Regions from separate parts of the Homo sapiens genome. Here region 2 is linked to region 1. A link is a loop called in an ENCODE intact Hi-C map of the cell type or tissue named here. Cell type or tissue: mammary epithelial cell. All regions are shown on one strand. Each heading gives the region's core, and the rest is flanking DNA. Links, peaks and the distances in the headings are about the cores only. Region 1 overlaps CCDC85A (coiled-coil domain containing 85A). Region 2 overlaps CCDC85A (coiled-coil domain containing 85A).

The links. A loop is a pair of places that touch in the nucleus more often than their neighbours do. Peaks named below come from ENCODE experiments on the same cell type or tissue, not always from the same donor. Only the 100,000 strongest peaks of a DNase experiment are listed, where the experiment ranks them.
Region 2: it touches region 1 in a loop (2.1-fold over the local background); 2 of 110 quality-filtered maps call a loop at or near these places.

What each region holds. Positions count from the first base shown.
Region 1 is chr2:56,203,574-56,206,499 of GRCh38, forward strand. The region is part of intron 2 of CCDC85A (coiled-coil domain containing 85A); the gene reads left to right. Among named protein-coding and RNA genes, the nearest start is that of CCDC85A, 21 kb to the left of the region's middle. In mammary epithelial cell, for the core only: no CTCF peak of the experiment used is centred there; a DNase peak (open chromatin) is centred at 1,238; H3K27ac peaks cover 537 bases.
Region 2 is chr2:56,370,604-56,373,529 of GRCh38, forward strand. CCDC85A (coiled-coil domain containing 85A) reads left to right here. Exons shown (of 6, transcript NM_001080433.2): 4 at 1,741-1,875. Among named protein-coding and RNA genes, the nearest start is that of CCDC85A, 190 kb to the left of the region's middle. In mammary epithelial cell, for the core only: no CTCF peak of the experiment used is centred there; a DNase peak (open chromatin) is centred at 1,668.

The DNA of each region.
Region 1 (2,926 bases), core at 148-2,647:
CAGCCAGGTATACAAAAGACATTGATTTGAAAAAGGGAGCTAAGCTGGTTTGATTATTTCTATTCGCAAGGCATATGTAGTTATTTTTACATTTCGAGTATCCCTGTGGACTTTCACCCATATGTTAAGGTAATATGTGGTTACCTTAAACTGACATGTGGCATCTAAGCTTTATTTACAGCTTTACGGCAATGAAAAACAATTTTATAAACCCCCTTTAGATAAATTCTATTTTAATTATGAATAAAAATGACATTTATTTAAAATGTGTTTAAAACACTTTAAAATAATTGACTTAAATTCCCATGGAGTTTAAAAAGAGTGATGTGATACACCAACTTCCTAAAGGGCTGGATAACGGCATGCCTACCCAGCTGGAGTAGATTCGGGACTGGCTTTGCCACTTTCTTGCTGTGTAGCCTTTAGTACACCATCAACCTCTGTGGGCAAAATAATTTATCCATCAAGCAAGGGGCTTAGAATAGAAATTTTTCTGAGTCAGTAGTACCAGAATTTAGATTTCACAGGTAAATAAAACCTGAGAGTAAACCTGGAATTGCCAACTTTTTACTTCATTAGGTGTAGATGGTAAAATAATCATCTGTTAACATCATAATTTCATAGAAGAAGATCCTTTAAACACAGTGAAAAATTACATACATTTACTAAAGGGCAATCTTTTTCTCCAAAGACATACCGATAACATTGTATTCTTAAATGTCTATTCACTGTTTTGGAATAATAACGACATATAATGAAGTGTTCAGATTCAACAATGCAACAAAGTTCATTTATAGTGCTGAACATGTTTTAAGACCTTATTTTTTAAATCTCATCCATCATAGAAAGTCTGATTTCACACAGGTTTGTATGTTGATAAACATAAAAGCCACAGTGTTAACTCAGTTTTATTTAGGCAGGTTTTGGGTGAGGAAGCCGGAAACCACAGTCCATGCTGCCTCCAGCTTCTTGCCCTTCCTCTTCCAAGGAAAGGAAGAAAGGAGATTAATCTACCTGTATGTCTAATTGGCTTGGACTGGCAGCTTTTCTCCCTACCTGCCACTCACCTGACTTCCTCCAGGAGTTGTGCATCTGGGCCTGGACTTCTGACATGGAGCAATGAGGATATGTTTGTTCGGACAGGAATTCTGTGTGTAGGTGGAAAGTTCACCATGCATGGCATGACCTATAAAGAACCATTGTTCTACCTTCTCTCTGCACTCCTGTGCCTGGTCAGAAGCCTGTCAGGATTGCAGCAATTCATCTAGCAATATCAGAATAAACCACATCCTCTTTGAAGCACCACAGTGATGAGTCTGAACACCTCTCGGCAAACGGGGAGCTAAACAGGCTATAGTAGAGGTGACTTGGGATTTGTAATTTGTATACTTCCAAAATCTGTGGATAGTAGCTTTCTTTTGCTTGGTCAGGTCTCAGATGGCAGACAACAAATGGACTGGCCATGTGTATAGCATGTGCATTCTATGTCTAGTCTCTTACATAGTTCTCCACGTTGCTTAGTAAGATGGTGCTCTGGAAAAGAGAGAAGGATTTCCCTTTCCACTCCATTGTAGATCTGATTTTCTCAGGCCTCTTTACTGTCTTTGTACTAGATGGGAGAGTGTGGCTTATCAACTAAAGTTTGGAAGAGAGTAATCTAATGATGAAACAGTGGCACCAGGCTCTTCGTATGTTTTAGTTATGTCCCATTTAAATGGGTTTTGATGATTTTTTCCTGGAAAAGACCAGACATTTTCTCCTTTCTTTGGCACTTTACTTCTATTACTTTACAGCTGACATTTGAACTAGTTTGGAGTAAGGCTCTTCAGAGAAATGGAGAAGGTAGCATTAACTGAAGGGAAGGGCAAAATCTATGGCAATTTCATTATAAATCATTGCCTTGACTAATTAGGAAGCCATGCATGCTAAATAATGTCAGGGATAATAGAGATTTATTACAACAAATTAAAGGCTAGTCAGAGTGTGTCCTGAGATAAACAACATGGTAAAAGAAACATAAATGGCAGTAAGGGGAAGCATGAACTGATAAGACTCATGGATGTGAGTAGTAGTAGGAAACCAAATTATGTTCGTATTTCATTTGCTTTGTATAAATCTCTGCACTGTTCCATGTGTGGATGAGAGATTGAGAATAAACACATACTCATTTATTCAACAAATATTTATTGTGTATTCCATGTGGGTACAGCATGGTAGTAGGTATTATGTGAGGTGTTCATGGTCTGACATGTCCATGGAAGGAGGTAAGTAACAATAAAGATGTATGGTTAAGCAAGAAAATGGAAAGAATTAGCAATTGGTGCTGTGAGCCTGGGAGATGGGTCATTGGCTGCCGTTGTCAGGGATGGCTTCTCAAAGGTTGGTTGTGAGGTTGATTGTTAAGGAATGGTTGAATTTAGATAGGCTGGCAGGAGGGGTGAGGAAGTCTGAGAGAGAAAGTGTAGAGGTGGAAATGAGAAAATTATGTTAAAGGAACAGTGAGGAGATGAGTAGGTCTATGCTTAGGTATTTGTTAGGTGGTGGCAGATAATTTTGGAAAGTGAGTCAAGGCCAGATTACCTAGGGAATGAAATACAATCCAAGAATGTTTTCTAATAGCAACATTAGTTTCTCACACACATAGGAATATAAAATGTTCATCATTCTTTAAACCTTGTGATTAAGTGGACAAGGAAGGCTATTAGCATTAAAAAAATCTTGTTGGGATTTTAAATTGAACTCCAAGTTGAATAGTTTGTTTTTATTTTAAAATTTCTTTTCAATGTGTTAGTTCATTTTGTGTTGCTATTCCAGAATACCACAGACTGGATAATTAATAATGAACAGACGTTTATTTGGCTCATGATTCTGGAGGCTGGTAAGTCCATGAGCATGACATCTATCCAGGGCCTTTGTGCTGCATCAT
Region 2 (2,926 bases), core at 331-2,830, 170 kb after region 1:
TTAAAGTATAGCTATTGTTTTATGTAGTATCTACTTTCTGAAAGTTGGAAATTATTGTGAGTTCTCTACATAGTAGCTAAATGGCGCTCATGCCAGCTGGCTTCTAAGTTGGCATAGATCCTACCTTAGATTTCATGGGTATGATGATAAGCTTTGTTACAATGGAGAGGAATTGGGATTTAGCCTTGCTACACATTAAGAAAGAATGAAAGTAGAATGCCTATATGTTTTACTCAGTTGTTAAATCCAAAAAGGATAAGATCTGAGAGGTGCATGTTATGGAAATAATCAAATTCAGATACTAGATCTCCTTATTTGTAAAAATAATTATAAAATTTGCATTACTCATTAATGATCATCTCAGAAATAGAATTATGCAGATTGGGGTGGGAGGTGAGTATTAAGCTGTGAATCATGTTATAAATTTTTGGAGATAATTCTTTTGATGATGGAAACAAATTAGACACTACACATGGACTAATTATCAAAAGAGCAATGTTCAAATTAATGTTGCTATGATGAAATTATCATTATGACCCAAGTGCAAATATATAATTGCCTCTGTTATACGTGAGAAGTAGAGTATGTGTGACTTATTTTTATAGGTCACTGGTGCCAATTTAATAGGTTCAGAAAAGAGTTTTGTGAGTACCAACTACTGGTCATTATTTCTTCTCTTTCTTACTTCACTTAAGACCATGGTGCATTTTCTTTTTTCAACCTCCAAAAGTTAGAGAAGAGTGAAAATTGGACCAGTACTATTCAGATATAGGCCGCTAACTTCAAAAAAAATGAATTGATGAGAATTAAAATTTTATGTTCTTATTTTCAGTCTTCTAAAGTCAACCTCAACATTTAGACACTAGAATTTTGGGACCATTTTGCGTATTTTCCATAATTAAAATTATTAAATTATTAAAATTATTTTCTTATTCCTTGGGACATTATATTCTTAGTTATAGGTCTCTGTGAAAGTTGGCAGGAGAGGAAATCATGTTCTAATAAGTTCATTTTGTTTCTGATCATTTTAATAGGATTATACAGTTTGGTGATGGAAAAAGCTAAAATTAAGGACTTTTTTCTTTTCAATTATGTGATGCCTCTAGTTCTAATAAATACATAAAAATTTAGTTAACTTATGAATACAAAGTTTGATGATTATGTAGATTTTTCTATGTAAAATATTTATTTTAATGCAGTGATGACCTTTTAGCTCATTACATTCTCTTCAACATGCAGAAATTTTGTTAAAAATTTGATGCAGTTTTAATTTTCTCAGTATTATTGAATATGTATACCCAAATTTCACTTCTTAACAAAAGGGCATAGTGCTCCCAATTGTATTTCAAATAACTTTTGTTAAGTTCTGAAGTTATGTAGTTTATTTCTGTATAATATCCAGGTAAAGCATATTATTATTTTATGCTGGTAAAACCCATAAAATAAAGTTGTTTAAATACCTTCAAGTTTTTTCTGTAATTTTGACTTTATCGTCTACTTTTTGATAGAATTTATAATGTAGTTATATGTTTACCAGAAACTTAAATCAGGATTAGGTCTAATATGTAGGACTTCAGATTGTTTTTATTTTTATTTTTTCCCTAGCTACAGGTGCATGTTACAGCTTGCCATTGTGGTCATTGTGGTTCATCTCATTAAGCTTCATGTTCTATCTGCTTTCTTGAGACTTGGGAAACAGTATTTTTCTGAGTGATTGTACCATATTGTTCCAAATATAAGGCCAGCCAGAATAGAAGGCAACCTCCAACTAGAAACAGCTCAAATATGGAGAAAGGCTGGGGGTCCAGAGCCCGGCGGGTCTTGCAGTGGTGGCAAGGGTGCCGAGGAATAGGACGATGCCTGCCTACTCTCCCGGTGAGTGAAGATGAGTCAGCTGGATGCATTTGCTTGTGCATAACCAGATGACTTCTGTTGCTAGAGAAAAAGTTATACTGGGGGGTAGAAAACAAGTTCATACACATGAAAGAAAGTTGTATGTCTAAGTCTGGGGAGGGAGGATGGGAGTAGAATTTTTCACCTCCTAAACAGTTTTCTTGTTTTTTTCCCCCACATCTGGGGGTGAAAGTTGAGCAACCGCATGCAGGAGAGAAGAACAAAAGTACCCTGGACATTTCATGATAAAAGGAGTTTAGGTCAGTGGTCTTGAAAATCATGTCTCTAGACAAGCTCAGAAAAGTACTCCTTTGCCCTTTAAAATTGTCTACTGACTGAGAGGTGATGCATGCACTGTGTGATCATGTGTAGCTTGAAAACAAGCCACTTAATCTGGAAATCACATTTCCAGTTTTAGTAAGATTTTTCTCTTTTTAAATTCCCTGTTTGGCTCAGTAGCATATTTTTTTAAATAGTTCAGTGAAAATGTATTAGTCGACTGAGAGTATATGTAAATTGAACCCTCATAATTCTCCAAATATTGGTCTGATTCTGCTAAGCGCATAGAAAACTAACCTTTTATTTTATAGTACTAAATGAGATATAGTAGAATGAGGTGCTTCATTCTGTTATTGCAGTCTAGAAAAATTATTTAACATCTGTTGGAAGTAAACTTCACCAGGCACTTGGTTACCTTTGTGGCTTCACAAAAACAAAATAAAATATAAGCCTTGATCTTTCTGGTTGATTTGTAGTCCATGGCTCCCAAAGCTAGTTTGAAGTATAACATTCATCCCTAAATGATGAATTTCCCCCCACTGTATACTCCAGGCAAAATACTATTGTAGCCCCCATCCCATTTTTTAAAGAAAACTACTTTCATAAAAAAAAAAAAAGTGTGTTTTTTAATAGATATGGCCAGAACAGGACTTTGTTTACATTTAAACAATGGAAAATGGCTCAGATGATTTGGTTTAAGGATGTTGTTTACATTGATTTTTAGAAGTTCTCTGAAACCAAAATGCCCTGAACG